Linked DNA regions of Mus musculus: region 2 is linked to region 1. Evidence: chromatin loops called from intact Hi-C (ENCODE). Cell type or tissue: heart. All regions are shown on one strand. Links, peaks and the distances in the headings refer to the core of each region. The heading gives the core; the rest is flanking DNA. Region 1 holds the start of Fhl1 (four and a half LIM domains 1). Region 2 holds the start of Gm39515 (a long non-coding RNA gene).

Region 1 (8,151 bases), core at 3,280-5,779:
GCCTCTCCTTTCATGGTAGAAATAGCACATGAACTTGCTTGGTACGTCAGCATTATCTGTTATGCTAAATGGCATGGTTCATGTGCTATGGGATCAATGGACTCTGTGTGGGATTCTCAGGGGCAGCTTGGAATAGGAAGGGAGGCTTTACTAGTTCAGAAGGAGAATTTTTTTTAATTAGGTATTTAGCTCATTTACATTTCCAATGCTATCCCAAAAGTCCCCCATATCCACCCACCCCCACTCCCCTACCCACCCACTCCCCCTTTTTGGCCCTGGTGTTCCCCTGTACTGGGGCATATAAAGTTTGCAAGTCCAATGGGCCTCTCTTTCCAGTGATGGCTGACTAGGCCATCTTTTGATATATATGCAGCTAGAGTCAAGAGCTCCGGGGTACTGGTTAGTTCATAATGTTGTTCCACCTATAGGGTTGCAGATCCCTTTAGCTCCTTGGGTACTTTCTCTAGCTCCTCCATTGGGAGCCCTGTGATCCATCCATTAGCTGACTGTGAGCATCCACTTCTGTGTTTGCTAGGCCCCGGCATAGTCTCACAAGAGACAGCTACATCTGGGTCCTTTCAATAAAATCTTGCTAGTGTATGCAATGGTGTCAGCGTTTGGATGCTGATTATGGGATGGATCCCAGGATATGGCAGTCTCTACATGGTCCATCCTTTCATCTCAGCTCCAAACTTTGTCTCTGTAACTCCTTCCATGGGTGTTTTGTTCCCAAATCTAAGGAGGGGCATAGTGTCCACACTTCAGGCTTCATTCTTCTTGAGTTTCATGTGTTTAGCAAATTATATCTTATATCTTGGGTATCCTAGGTTTTGGGCTAATATCCACTTATCAGTGAGTACATATTGTGTGAGTTTCTTTGTGAATGTGTTACCTCACTCAGGATGATGCCCTCCAGGTCCATCCATTTGGCTAGGAATTTCATAAATTCATTCTTTTTAATAGCTGAGTAGTACTCCATTGTGTAGATGTACCACATTTTCTGTATCCATTCCTCTGTTGAGGGGCATCTAGGTTCTTTCCAGCAGAAGGAGAATTTAACCAGACTTTGGAATTTATTGGATGGGGAATCAAAAGAAGTGGATTTTTTTTTTTTTTTTTTTTACTTTGAACACTGACATAGCAACCTCAGAGACAGGAAACAGAAGAGAAATTGGTTGGGATGGAGATCGACACAGAGTAGTTCAACTCTGAATCTCCAGAGGCTGAGCTACTCCTGAAATGTAGAGGTGGTGAAGATTTCACACAAACGGCTTTAGGCAGGATGAACTTCAGTGACTACAACACGGGGAGGGAACCGTGCAGTCTCCATCCAGGTAGATGCAGCTCCCTCCGCACAGGCTCTGAGCGGAAAGGATGGTTGGCCTCAGTGGTAGGTAGATGCACTCACTGAGCTCATGCTGCCCTCCACCATTATCATGAGGCTTGATGAACCTCAAATGGACCAAGTGTTTTAGGTCTGAAGGTCTCTCGTGGAAGGGGATCTGGATGCATGGGCACTTTAAGAAAACAAATCACTGACCTGAAATAAGTAGCCATATAGAATTGCCGTGGTAAAAGTGATGAGCACTCTTCTTTTGTTGTTTTGGAGTTACAGTTTATTGGTTGGGATTGTGGGCTCGAAAGCTCCCTGTTTTATTTTTAAATCCTGACTCTACAGTTTCTTTGCCTCAGTCTATTCCTCTGTAAGGTGGGGAACATAATATCTAATATGAAACTACATCAGATGATGAATATAAACTGTGCTAATTCTTGTTACTTTCTTTCTCTCTCCCTCTTTCTCTCTCCTGCTCACAATGCAGGGCTCATGCTAACGCTGGGCTATCTTTTTAGCCCTCTCTCTAACAATACTTTTTGAAAAGAAGGCAAAGGATTGATAGTTTTGTGTATTAAATGCTCCATATTTCCATTTCTAAGAGGACTCAACGTTCTATTGAAATTGAATATCTGTAATGAGCATAGTAAGAAATGCCTTTTAGACATGTAAAATTAGCTTAGTCAGGATCCCCACAACATCCAAGGCTGCTCCTGATAACCAGAACTCAATGACATCACTCACTCAAGATAACCAGACGTACTCCTACCCCTCTCCACCCCCATGACGCCCACTGGACAGAATATAGGCAGAGACCAAGAGCAAGGCTCTACTCTGCACATCTGGAGAGACACCACCTTGATCTGTCCTGTGGCTGTAGAGTCTACCCACTATCCTGATTCTTGATTTAGAGACTTCTTTTAGTGACTGGAGCTGACCTTCAGGGGAGCACCTTTGGGGAGATAGGCTTAGGACTGTAGTTAGGAATTTAGAGTGTGAACATTGTATAATGACCTCAGCATAAGAAAATATACCTTTTCTTATACTACCTACATGTATTTAACGTCTTGCTCAAATAATATTCCTTTCCTCATGTCTATTATATTCCTCAACCAAAAAAATCCAAGCATACTCAGATCTGAGATTAGACTACCTGAATTTATCCTTTTGTGTGTGTGAGTGTGTGAGTGTGTGTCTCTGTGTGTGAATCTTCACATTAGATGATTACAAAAATGTTCTAAAACAAACTCACCCCTTGAACAACTCCTTTCCTTCTACTTATTCAGCAACACCACCACAGTTCTATATATTTTAACTGAAACAGTGTGTTTCTGTGACCTCCAAAAGTTGAATTCCAATGCAAGAAAGTGACCAGCTAGAGGGAGAACAGGGCTGGCCTTGCTTGTGCAGCTTTAGTTAGGGTGATGGGAGAGGTGGGGCACAGCTCACATCAGGTGCCCAAGACTTCCTGGGAGGTAAGACAGGAAGCAAGAAAGACAGGCAGGAATGTGTGGAACGGAGTTGGTGGGGGTTGAAGGAGGAAAGAAAGAAGGTTAAAGAAGTGAAAGGAAAGAAAGGGACAATTTCTACCAATTGGGCAATGGAAGGTTCCTTAAGAAAGGGTCTGTACTTTCCTGTCAGATTCTAAAGATACTTGTGCCCTTCCCTTTGGCTAGTTGATTGTGAAATAATCACAATGGTCCCAGGAATCTCCTGCTGGGCAACGAGAAAGGTTGAAGGAAGAACCTGCTTGCCAAGGAGAGATTTCACACAGTATTGACTACTACAATCAGGACTTCCTTGTGGGACAGACTGGAGTCTAGTGGCGCGTCAGTTTCCAGATCATACCCAACTTGGCCAACACTGCTCAGCTACACATACTTCTGGCTCTCTATTCAATCCTAATCCTCATGTTACATGGATTTGGGAGTCACTAGACCTTCATTTGTTCTTCTCAATGTGGCTCCATAGAATAAATTGTCTTCCTTTCTCCACTTTTTACTATCACTTGGGACTTGAATTGGCAGAGCAGAAACAGGTGGTGGAGCCGACCTTGTTAGGCCTGCCAGAGCCCAGGCTTTGATCTGAGAATCTCCAGTAACTGGCTCTCTGTCCAGAGCCACCCAGAGCTTTTGCACTGAGTGCTCTTGGCTGTTTCTTTCTGGTTGAGCCCAGGGCTGGTATGCAGGGGAGCTGCTTGAAGTGGTGCTAATTGTTCCAGGCCTTCCCATGATGGCCTGGGGCGGATCAGTCTCCTTTCCTAAGAAATGTGTGGGGAGACTTTTTTTGCAAATCCAGAAATACCAGACCTCAGTGAGCCTAAGGGCTCAGAAAGAGAAAAGAGGCGTAGGCTCTGGGTAGCAAGATAGAGAAAGGAATTTTGCAAGTAGCTATTGGGTCGGGTAAAAGAGGCCATCACTTGAATTTTGAAGCTGGAGGGGGGGGGACGGGGGGACGAGCTAACAGCAGTGTTTAGACCTTTTGCTTGGTTTAAATACACAGCTGCTCCGCCTCATCTGCTTCCACATAAAGGGCTGATTCTCCCCTCTCCTAGCTGGCCTTCATGTTTTTAAATCAAGACTTTGGATTCCTTTAATGAACCTCTCTCCTGACTCACTAGACATTCTAAGTACTGACTATTCTCACCTTTCAAAGTTTTCCTCGACCCTACTCCTTCCTTCTGGTCCTTTTCGGGTCCTCTTTAAAAGGAAAAAAAAAAAAGCAGGTTTCTCTAGTTCACCTGCAATTCCTTCAACCCTCTTCTAACCAAGTCCTTCTACTTCCCTCCACTGACATGGTGGGATTCTCCTGGCTTCCTTGCCTCTGCTCCTTCTGTTTGGAAAGTTATCCCTTGGTTCTTTACACCCACTGCTTTTATACCATGCAAGGCTTAGATTAAATACTACCTTCTTTCTCGCATTATTTATACACCCTTTTATCCTGCAGTTTATCCCACTGTGTTTATTTTCTCACTTGCTCATAATCTGTCTTCTTCCACCAATAAAGCCGAGTGTGTGCACAACTGTGCTGTATCTACAGCATTTGGCACAGTACTGGGCACATGCTGAGGGCTCACTGAACTGAACTAGGGAAAGAACGACGGAGTCAGTCACTATGTGAAGCTCTGCTGTGAGAGCTTTAGGAATGATGGAAAGCCCTCTGAATAAAGGCTCTTTTCGTTCTGTCCAGCTTGTTATTAAGGGGAGAGGTCGTCGGTGGGTCTTTCAGTGTGGTGGGAACCAAGAGATCTGCAATCACTGGCTGTACTGGGCTGTGCAGGTCAGCGAGGCCCCTGGAGAGGCTAGAGGCCACCTTGGCTGTCTCTCTTTGTTGCTCCCACCTCCCGGGCTCTGGCCGTGGCTGCCTGCAGTGACTCGTGACTCCCCAGCAGCCAGCGAAGGCCTGAGCCCGCGAGGGAGGGGGGCGGTGGGCGCCCCTGGCCCGCCCTCCGCGTGCCCTTCGGACGCTTGCAGGGGGTGCTCCGGGAAGCCGCGCCACCGCGGGCTCGCGGCCACCTCTCGCGCGCACTGTGCGCGCCTAGCCAGCGGCTTGGCCTCTCCCGAGGCGGGGCCCACGCAGCCGCGCCCCCTTCCCGCGCTTGCCCGACTGGGCTCCCGCGCGCGAGCGCGATCTGCCCGCACCGCAGCCCCTCGCACCACGGGCAGAGCCCAGGCGGACGCGCGCTCCGCCCTACCCCTCCCCGCCCCGAGTGGGCTGCGCCCGCCCCCGCTCCCGCCCCCGCCCCCGCCCCCGCGCGTGCTCCCTCCTCCCTCCCTCCCACCCTCTTGCGCCCCTCCCCGTGCGCCCCTCCCGCGCCCTACATCCACCGCCCGGCCGAGGGGGCTCAGTCCTGTGCTGCCGCTGTCGCCGCTGCGCTTTGGTCTCGGAGCTGGCAGCGGCCGCCGGTGCCGCCTAGACAGCTGCGCGGGTGAGCATCCCCAGACAGTAAGCCCGCTTTCCCTCCGCGAGTGTGTGTGTGTGTGTGTGTGTGTGCGCGCGCGTGTGTGTGCGTGTGTGTGTGTGTGTGTGTGTGTGTGTGTGCGTGTGCGTGTGTGTGTGTGTGTGTGTGCGCACGCCTCCGGCGTCCCCGGGGAGCCGCAGCTCGTGCTCCGTGGCCGCTACTCCGGGGCTGCGCGGACCTGCTGGGCTTGGGTACCTGCGGCCTCCGGCCTCCGCTGCCTCGCCCACGTTGGGGGCTGAGGAACCTGGGGCTCCAAGGTCCCTTAGGGTGCGTGCCTAAGCCTCCTCCCCAGGGCTTTCGCTCCCCTGGGGGCCGGGATGCAGGGGGGCGGCTTTGGGTGTTTCCTCTGCAAGGATGGAGGGTGGGAGTAAAAAGAGGGGGCTTTTGGTTTTCTCACCCAGGATGGCGGGCAGTGGGGGTTGGGCGAGGTGGGAACACCTTTGGTTTTTGTTTTTGGTTTTTTTTTTTTCTTTTTCTTTTTAAAGGATAGCTAACAGCAGTTGAGAAGAGCAGGGGATGATGATGACGATGGGGGGGGGGCTTCATTGGTTTTTACATTAAGGATGGCGCCTGTTGGGCAGGGGAGGAAGGTGAAACCTGCCTTGGTTCTTGGAGATGTTGAGGGAACTGCTGTGCTCCCTTTGGGGATGCTGGGGAGGAGGCAGTGGGAGGACTGGAGTGCAAGGAGAATGGTGATGGAGGGAGAAGGCTGGTCGTGGTTCTGCTCTCTGAGGGGGAATGGCAGTGATATGGGGGATGGGGGTGGGAGAGGGGACTGGATTTCAGCTTCAGCATGGAGGCAAGTGGAAGGTTCTAGCACTTAGGTTGAGCCTTGGTTGAGCCTTGGCAAAGTGGGTTAGGTAGACTGCTGGGTGTGACCTTTCAATTTCAGAAAGCTTAAAATTCCCACTAGATGCAGTTCTGGGCTCCTGGGAAGAGGTTTCTGCTTCTCAAGTTCCCATTGCTTAGTCTTCCACAACTGGTAGAGGTTTGAATGAGAAAGGCCAAGGGAAACAGTGAATGTGCTGTGTATTTTCTGCATTTGGGCCTTTCAAGTTTCTTGGGTTCATTCTGATTACAACGACACCTCCCCCCCCCCCCCCGCCATACACACACACACACAAACACACACACACACACAACTAGGGTAGCACATTGGGAACAGGAGACAAGAAAGTGTATGAATGTGATTTCAGATTTGGTTTTGGGATTTCCTGAAGGGCAAGAGTTCTGTCGTAGAAATGCAGCAAGAGTGGAACACATGTCTTTGCTGGAAGTCCTCTGTTCTCTTCATTTAAATGATGCCATCGGGACTATCTGAGCCTCTTTTGATTTGAATTTGGACTAGATCCAGTTTTCCTAATTGGAGCTATCATTTTGTAATTGCTTGTAATTCTCCATGTTATCAAATGTATTGCGAGTTTAGAGAATACTGGGAATATTTTTGTTATCTTGATTAAGGCCGTTTAAATATAAATATAATGTTCCTTGGAAATGAGAATGTTTACAGAGTAGCACAAGTTTAAATTATGGGCCACGTGGAATTGGATAAGGAGTTCTCATCCTTGCCCATCCCCAGGAACAGGCTACTCCCCATTCCTCACATTTGAAAAGGATTGGGGTTGGTAATTTTGTCTTTGGAAATGCGTGCCCATATTTTCTTAAGAATATGCATTAAAAAGCAATGGGCCTTAAATGTGCTAGGAATATAATGCTTCCCTGTTTCCGTTACATAAGGTTCCAATCTAGTCTACCTTCACTCTTTTAAAACATTTATTTACCATTTTTAAGGGCAAATAGAATCTTTATGCAACAGGGAATTTGTTAGATAGGCCAAGGTTTGTACAATGCACTACAGAGTAAGTGCACATTTTACTACTACCGTATAGAATCTGTAACCATATATGGCTTCTGAAATTCTAGGCTTCCATTCCATGATTTAATCTTTTTGGAGAAGGAAAACATTTTTAAAGCAAGTCTAGATTGGGGGATGAAATTTTGAATGTGCAGATTGGTAAAATACCTCTTATATGAGTTCTTTGGAGATGATTTAATATATAGTAAATTAATGGATCACCTCAATAAGATACTGACTTTGTTTATTGCAAATGTTAATACATAAGTGGGTCTACAGGATTAAGAAAAATGTATTTGCTTATGCTGTTGTATACTATTCTACATTTCTGTGGTGTGTATTCTGCCCCAGTGCAACAGTGAGACAGAACCGATTTTCACAATCTAAGTTTAGCCTGGTGTTTTTTGTCTGAGGAATAATGCTGAAGGTGGTGAAAAGGAACAGTATGTTGGTGGGAAAATGGGCCTTAAGTTGCTCTCTAAACAAAAGGAGCAAAGGGAGTCTTTTACTTGGCTTTTTGAGAACCTGTTGTAAGATGGGAGGAAAAAAAGATGAAGAACTTTCAGAAACGAACAGGACAATGAAGTAATTGTTTTAAATCTTAGAGAGTTCACTCTGTTATCTTTTTTTTAAAAGTAACTTGTCAATTGAACTTTTGCGTGAGAAACTCACCACCCTCGCACCTTCGGTTTGAAGAATTATTTATTCATTTGCTGTAGTCTTGGAGATGGAACCCAGGGCCTCCTGTGTGGAGCAGGCGCCTTTATCATAGGGCTATGTCCCTAGCCCAAGTTTAGCCATTAAAAACAAATAATTTGTTGAAGGCACGGCAGCTAATCTCCTGAGGCTTTGCCCTGTTTTCCTAATCTCTTCCTCCTGGTTCTCCTCTTCCCTCACCCCTCCTTTGACTCCCACCCCCTAGTGCCAGAAACATTGGCTTTTATAACCTTGTGGGAGTTGAACAAATGTTCCTGCTTGCTTGAACTTTAGTCGTTATCTCGT
Region 2 (8,151 bases), core at 2,138-4,637, 48 kb before region 1:
ACATTGGAGCTTTTGTATTTATTTAAATTACAACAGATCTTGCACATCTAGTAAATGAGAGTTGCACTTCCAAAAAGGTCCCCTGGGAGATCACATCCTTATTCTAATGCTCTTGCCAATGTACTGGACATTGTTCCTCTGCAGAGCCAACAATGGGATATCTGAGACAATCCACTTCACTTTCTTCCTGGCATCAAGGTAGAGCAGTCTACTTGGGACATTTGGCTTGTTGGGCAATATTTGCCCATTTAAACAAAACCCACGCAAACCAAACAGTACGGCTACTTCAAGGAATTAGCTGTAGGTTCTAAACGTAGTCCCCTGAATGGCACCCACCATACAGTGTCCTCAGAAGCTAGGCAGTCTTGTCCTTTGCATGGCACCGTGCTTTAGAAACCTCTATTGAGATTTGGATGAATGGTTTCAGCATATCAATTTCATTTCTCCCCAAATGAAATATTATGTGGCTCTTGCCTCTCTGTTTAGGGACTGATTGGCTACTTCAAATGGCTTTACCATATGTCCTGTATTTCCTCGTCTCCTTCCCGCTGCTTCCAGTGGATTATGCTACGGCTTGGTGTACTATACTCATTCAGCTGAAAGTGGTCAGGGCTAAAGCCGAGGAAACCCTTTGCTCCATCCCGTGCCTCACAGCCATGTTGGGATAGGAAAGAGTCCCTTCAAAGCAAACATGTGGCATGCTGTGCGTGGCTCTGGCATTGTTGGGACAGACGAGAGGCCATGGCCACATCGGCATTTGGTGATCCCTTCCATCTCATGTGCTCGGGACTGCTGTGGGGACAGAGTATTGAGGCTGGTGGCTTTGAGAAGTCATGAAATAGTCCACTCATTGCTCCACAGTTCTGCTTTCTCACTTCTCTTAATCTCATTTTTCAAAGGGATGTTGTGTGGCCAGTCCTGAAGCAGAATGATAACCAGTTAAGCCACTTGCTTTTTTTTTTTTAATCTTTTTTTCCTCCACTTTTTTCCCCTTTACTTTTTACTACTAGTGTGGCAGCACAGGGTAGGGGGAGAGGTGGAGACAGGGGAACCAGGAGTTTGAACTTATCCTTGTTTACATTTTGAGTTTGAGACCAACTTGAGCTACATGAAACCCTAACTCAAAAAAAAAAAAAAAAGGCACCACCTTTCCCCCATATGTATAAATTTTACAAGTTCTCTTTGCTTTAACGATTTCTCCTATAGGGTGTCTCCAATGCCCAACTCCAGGAAATATTTGCTCAGATCCACATTTGTTTATATACTTCCCATGAAATCGAGTTTTGTTTTGTTTTGTTTTGTTTTGTTTGTTTTGTTTTGTTTTGTTTTGGTTTTGTTTTGTTTTGTTTTGTTTTGTTTTGTTTTTGTTTTTGTTTTGTTTTGTTTTGTTTTGTTTTGTTTTTTCATGATTGAGAATGGTCAAATGGATGACTGAGAAACAATGACTACCTAGGGCTGGAGCCACAGCTGTAAATTCCTCCTGAATGTTTTCAGTGCCCCAGCTCTGAATCAATTCGGGTGAAGGGGAACACTCTTTTGTCTTGAGATTTTCTTGTGCTAGGGACCATCGGTTAAACTTGAAGTATTATCTTTAGCTCTCAGTGAGGGTGGAAACTTGATTCTCATATTTTGGTTCTGGCTCATCATATCTGGCTACCCAAAGGAGAACCGAGAGCATCAAAGCCCTTGGCAGGGATGGTGCAGGAAGACTGCTGATCACGTTGTCTTTCATTACATGCTCTTCATTAAGTGATGGATGTCCTTTGCACATATGGTGGTCCAGTCTACATGGACCTTTACACCGGCAAGAATTATGCCTTCTATTGTTTTGTGTAGCATGCCACAACAATATGTATAAAGGCATGCAAGTGGGATTTGGGGTGTTTGCTTTTATAATTTGAGCTTTTTGACCATTCTGGTAGTACTTAATAATCAGGCGCCTTTGGGCTGTGAATCCTCCAAAGGTCAGATCCCACAGGACTTCCATCAATCAGGCAGCATGTGAAGGAATTTGGGCTTTGTTCATAAGAAGTCTGGCATCACTGGTCCTTGGGAGACTTCCAAGCTGGCATGTTTTACCTCCAAAGGAAGGTTGCAGGGAGGGGGCTTTTTGCTCGAGAGTCCTTTCTTTAGTTTGCAGTTTTCAGAAAAGCAAGTGGGCTTCAGACAGAGAAAGAGGCTGTCTTGGCAAGGGCTCTGATTAGGTTCACTTCTTAGTATTCACAGGAGTGAAAAGCTCTGCTTAATAGGTTGGAAAAGTTCCTCTGGGCAGAGCTTCTGGAGGTGGAATGATGACTGTTGCTGTTGGTATGGTGGGGGTGGGGCATGTGGACTAGGGAGGTGGGGTATGCAGACAGCTAGAGTCAAGGCAGTGCTGGAGTATGGGGTCTAGTAGCCATTAGTACACTGCCCTCCAGAAAAGTTGAGATTATTCAAAATGGCCACAGACATCTGGACAACTCAGTCCTGCCCTGGGCTTTATTATTAGTCAAACAGCATGTAGTTTGTTAGGTATATTATGGTAAAATTTGTGGTTCAGGTCTTTACCTGTCACTGACTAATCAATCAGTCTTCATCGCCCACCAAAACTTCTGAGAAGGTAAGTGCTTCTGCTAGTCCCTCCCTTCAGTCTATTATGTGCTAGGATCTAGTTGTTCTTACCACAGCAAGGGCCTGAAATAGCTCTTTGCAAGGTTTCAAAAGAACCTTTTCCAGCGCTCTTCTTTAATGATTGACAGAAGTGGTTCATGCCAGAAGAATGTAGGCCACTGATGACCCCTCTTGGACCCTTAATAAACTATGTAGACTCCTCTCTTGGTCTGCCACTTCCATATGAAGACTGTCACTCTCCTCCAAGGGTGACATTTAACTAACTGATTTCATCGTTCATCAGTTCATTTGTTCAATTCATTCACCCAGCATTCAAATGGTAACTTTTAACCTGGCTGCTATGTCAAATTGTTGGGGGGGGGGGTAAAAAGGGTCTTCTCCTGACTGTGCAGGTCTGATGACATGAGTTCGATTCACAGAGCCTATGCAGAAAGAGAGACGCAACTCCTGGAAACTGTCTTCAGACTCTGTAGCAAGTGTGTGCCTGCATGCATGCACCCACCACCGCCGCCGCCACCACCACTGCCGCCGCCGCCACCTCCGCCGCTGCCCACCACCACCACCCTGAGAATCTGAAGAAATGCCCAGGGGGAAGTGTAAGTATGGGGATCTAAAGCCCATGAGAGGGTTCCCACTTAGGAAGGGCAGCCAGTCAGCATAGTTCTTTCAGTGGGACCATCAGTTTGGAGAGGCAATCTCAAGAGAAACAGGCAGAAAGGGGGAAGCACGGATCACGAACTGAGTTCTGCAGCCCCCAAATCATTCCACTTAGATGTCTCCAGCACAGGAGGGGAAGCAGCCAGTGAGGAAAGAAAGGCAGCTGTTTCTCAGAAGCAGTTGGGAAAAAGCAAGTGCTTTAAGAAGGAAGAAGCTGGCATCGTGCCTCCTGCTACTGCTGAACACTGAGACAGAGACAACAGAATGACTGTGAAATTGAGTTCAGGGAGGTCAATGGTGTCCTTGGCAAGAGTAAGTTCCGCAGAAAGGAGGACGTGGAAGCCTGATGGGAGCCAGTGGAAAACGGGACGACGCCGGCAGAGATGGCGATGGAGCTCTAGTCTGAAGTTGGAGTATGTCCACAGGTTTACATCATGCCCCTACGGCTCCACACCCTTTCCTTGGAAGCTAAGACGAAATCCTCAGTGCATGAGCAGGCCACATCACCCAGGTGACTTCTATATTCGTTCAGCCCATGACACTTAATATTCTCCTGAAGTCAAAAAAAATGACTATACAAAATCGGAAGACTCATAATCAGATCTCCCACAACTTCTAAACACTCTACACAGGGGTTCCCATCTCCATTTGACATAGGAATTCCTTTTCCTCAACACATTTCCTCAGCTTTCCAAAGTTCCCATAAAAGGTCCTACACCAGTCCATTTTCTGTTACTAATAACACAAAGCCTTTGATTGAATGTGTTTTATAGAAAAGAGGCTTATTTGAGATACTAAATCTGGTCCAAGGTTGGGGGGGAACCACATATGGTGGTGACCTTCTTGCTGGCAGAGTCCCTGTGTGGCACAGGCATTACATGACAAGAAGACAAGGGCTGCATGAGAGTGAGAGACTCTAATAACAGACCTACTAGCAGCTAACCTACCATGAACCCATTCATCCATGGCTGTATTAATCCATTCATGAGGGCAGAGTTCTGATTGCACCTTTTGGTGAAGCATTCTTGCACTGTTGCTGAGTTGGGCCTGGAGCTTGTGAACCTTCTGCCTCAGTTTCCAGGGTTCTGGGATTACCATGCCCATCTGCTCCCACTTCTTAATATTCATGATTTCATGATGAAGATTTATTTTCCACATGAGTTTCAAGCTTACAATAAAGCCCATTCATTATGCCCATGAGCAAGATGACCCTCTCATTGGGACCACTTAGTTCCTGATCTCCTCTCCTCAAGGACTCTTGTCTGCCTCTAGCTCTACCTCAACCACTTTCATGATTATAACCTAGACCTGGTGTGGTGGTTTGAATTGGTTTGGCCCCATAGATTCATGTGTTTGAATGCTTGGCCTTAGGAACTGCCACTCTTAGGAGGTGTTGCCTTAATAAGTGAGGCTTTGTTGGAGGAAGTGTGTAACTGCGGACATGGGATTTGAGGTCTCCTATGCTCAAGCTCTGCCCAGTGTGGAATCAGAACCTCCTCCTGGCTGCCTGCAGAAGACAGTCTCCTCCTGGCTGCCTTCAGATCAGGATGTAGAACTCTGGGCTTCTCTAGCACCATGTCTGCCTGCAGGCTGCCATCCTTCCTACTATGATAATGGACTAAACCTCTGAAACTGTAAGCCAGCCCCAATTAAATGTTTTATAAGTGTTGCCTTGGTCACAGCAGTAAAACCCTAAGATACCTGGCCTTCATCATTTTTACTTTTTAAATTTTATTAGTTTTTGTTTGTCTGTTTTTTTTTTTTTTTTTCGAGACAGGGTTTCTCTGTGTAGCCCTGGCTGTCCTGGAACTCACTTTATAGACCAGGCTGGCCTCGAACTCAGAAATCCGCCTGCCTCTGCCTCCCAAGTGCTGGGATCAAAGGCATGCGCCACCATATCTGGCTCACCATTTTTATTAAAATGTCCAAAATGTTTTCTTGCATGGATAGGTAGGTAGGAAACTGAATTTCCTACTCTCCATTCATTTGTGATTTTAAAATTAAAATATAATTGCACCATTCATCCCCTCCCTCCAGCCTGCCACATGCCCTTCACTCTCTCACAAACTCATAGCCTCTCTCTCTTTATTCTGATTATCTTTTCATTACATGGGACTCCCCATCTAGCAAGTCTCCTTCACCTTCAACTGTCCCTCACCTCCTTCATGTCCTCTTACCTCACTGCACTGCCCCCTTCCATATCCCTTCCTTGCACATACACATACTCCTTGTCTTCCTTGCATCTGCCTATTCTTTTGGCAAACCCCTCAACCATCTGAACTTCAACTAGTTTCCAACTAAGCACCTGCACCTGAGATAGTACTAAGGCAAAACAGGAAAACATAATGCCTAATGATGATCTCACTTTAAAATCCTGATGGGCAAGCACAAGTGGGTCCTTCAAGTTGCTTAGCAACCTATTTGCATAATTTACTCTCCATCTCTCCCTGAGGGCTAGGCTCTAGGTACTCCCTCTCTCTTCAGACTTCCAATACTTCCTCATCTCACCTTCATTTTTGGTGTAATCTTTGTTTTTGTTTTTGTTTTTGTTTTTTATCTCACTGAGGAAACAGATGTGATCAGAAGGTATAAAGAAATGCTGCTGTCCTGCTACTAAATAAATCACAATGGCAGAAATATCTTGCCTAACAGTAATTTCTCCATTTCTTCACTAAATTCCCATCCACTTTCATCTACTCAAGGAAATGACTATAAAATGTTCCTTTTATTCTTAATATCAATTTTGTCTGAACTATTAGATCATTTTCCTCAGTGAGCAAGCATATCTCTTGAGTTGCTTTGCTATATTACAGCTGCCTTCTTTTTCTCTTTCAGTTTATTCTAAAGTCTCTTAAAGGAATAGGATAGAGGTGGTACAGAAACTGTGGGAGTAGCCAACCAATGACTGATCCAGCTTGAGACCCATACCATGAGGGAGAGCCCACCCTGACACTGCCTGGAGGGCTAGGACCCAGAGGCTGGATAGCCCAGAGACTTAGAATAGAAAATTCTTCCTAATGATATTCCAAGTGTACTCATGCATTGGTGCCTAGTCCAGGTGTTATCAGAGAGGCTTCACCCAGCAACTGTTGGAAACAGATGCAGAAAACCACAGCCAAACATTAGGCAGATTGTGGGGAATCCAGTGGGGGGAAGAGAGAGAGAGAGAGAGAGAGAGAGAGAGAGAGAGAGAGAGAGAGAGAGAGAGAGAGAGAGGATTGTAAGAGCCAGATGGGTCAAGGACAACACAAGAACAGAACACACAGAAGCAACCCACCTGGGCTCATTGGGGCTCACAGAGACTGAACTGACAATCAAGGAACCTGCATGGGCCTGACCTAGGCCCTCTGCACATATGTTACAGTTGGGAAGCTTGGTCTTTTTGTGGGACTCCTAACACTGGCAGCAGAAACTGTCTCTGACTCTGATGCCTGCCTTTGGAACCCTTTCCTCTTCCTGGGTTGTATTATCTAGCATTACTAGGAGTGGAGAGCTTACAGCAATTTGATGTGCCATGACTGCTGGATATTCATGGGAGGCCTCTTCTTTTCTGAAGAGAAATGGAGGAGTGATTGGGAGAGGCAGAGGGGAGGTGGTGGGGATGGATGGGGAGGAGAGAAGGGAAGGAAGACTGCAGATGGGTTGAAGAAAAGACAGAGAGAGGGAAGGGAGGGAGGAAGGGAGGGAGGGAGGGAGGGAGAGAGGGAGGGAGGGAGGGAGGGAGGGAGGGAGGGAGGGAGGGAGGGAGGAAGATAGGTATATATTCCTAGAGCTATACCATGGTTTCAGTATTGAGAATTGATTCTCCTGAGCATAATCATTCAGGAAACTGTTTCATTGAGTAGGTCCTGCTGTCTTGTATCTGTGATGATTCCAATGAGAACTGTCCCCTAAAGACTCTTGGAATTGAAGACTTGGTTTCCCCAAGGTGACACTGTTTAGGGGAGGTTATAGAACCTTTAGGAGGTGGAGATTTGCTAAAGGAAGTGTGCCATTGGGAGGGCAAGCATTGAGAGTTTGCAGCCCCATTTTGCTTCCTGCTCCCTCTCTCTACTTCCTGTGTACTGATGGAAACGTCATCAGTCAGCATCCTCCTCCTGCTGCCCTTCTGTGTCTTCCCTGCCATGAACCATGAACTCTTTCTTCCTTAAGTTGCTTTTGATCATGGTATTTTATCACAATAAAAAGGTAACTAATATAGGTGATCATTTGCCACCATTAATCAGTAATCATTTAGACATATTAGATGACATGCGACAAGAGTTGGCAGAATGTGCTACCCAGGCATTTGAGCTATAATCATAGAATAAGGACATCGTAGCCTACATCAGTGAGTGAAGCTAGAAGTACCATTCTGCCTGGCACCACATCCTTAGGAGAATGTCAGTAGTTATGTGACATATGAAACAAAAAAAAAACCCTCATCTACTTCTATCAGGCCCATTTTCCTGTTCAAATGAAATCAAAAGCATAGGTTGTATCAAGCACCCAAAGATCCAGCTTTCACAAGGGCTGCAGGGTAAATTCTAAGTACCAGATTGAACCTTTCACTTTTGTTAGAAGAACACCTTTCATGTCCAAAATTTTATGTGTTTTCTTCAAGGCAATCTCTGTGCTAGTTGGCTGTGGTTATAAAACATTTGGTAAAAAAAAAAAAAGCTTATGTTTATTTATATTCATTTTCTATTCCATAGTTCTATGCCCCATGTTTTCCCTCTTAATCCAGCATATTAAAAATAAATAAATGATGGAGGTATAGAGATGCCAGTTTGCTAGTCATTGCCTCCACAGTCTCTCATCCCATTCATATTCATCTTTGCTCTTATTAATGTAGCACATATGTTTGGAAATGAAGCTAGCTATTAAGGACTGCACGATCCTAGA

What was found. Hi-C counts contacts between places; a loop is a spot of excess contacts. Peaks named below come from ENCODE experiments on the same cell type or tissue, not always from the same donor. Only the 100,000 strongest peaks of a DNase experiment are listed, where the experiment ranks them.
Region 2: a loop joins it to region 1, with 1.8 times the contacts of the local background. A loop is called at or near these places in 3 of 42 quality-filtered maps.

The regions. Positions count from the first base shown.
Region 1 is chrX:56,726,608-56,734,758 of GRCm38, forward strand. Fhl1 (four and a half LIM domains 1) reads left to right here and starts at 5,154. Exons shown (of 7, transcript NM_010211.3): 1 at 5,154-5,261. In heart, for the core only: no CTCF peak of the experiment used is centred there; a DNase peak (open chromatin) is centred at 4,754; H3K4me3 peaks cover 1,513 bases; H3K27ac peaks cover 2,472 bases; H3K27me3 peaks cover 285 bases.
Region 2 is chrX:56,680,181-56,688,331 of GRCm38, forward strand. Gm39515 (a long non-coding RNA gene) reads left to right here and starts at 2,297. Exons shown (of 3, transcript XR_878113.2): 1 at 2,297-2,599; 2 at 3,030-3,206; 3 at 3,383-4,711. In heart, for the core only: no CTCF peak of the experiment used is centred there; a DNase peak (open chromatin) is centred at 3,581.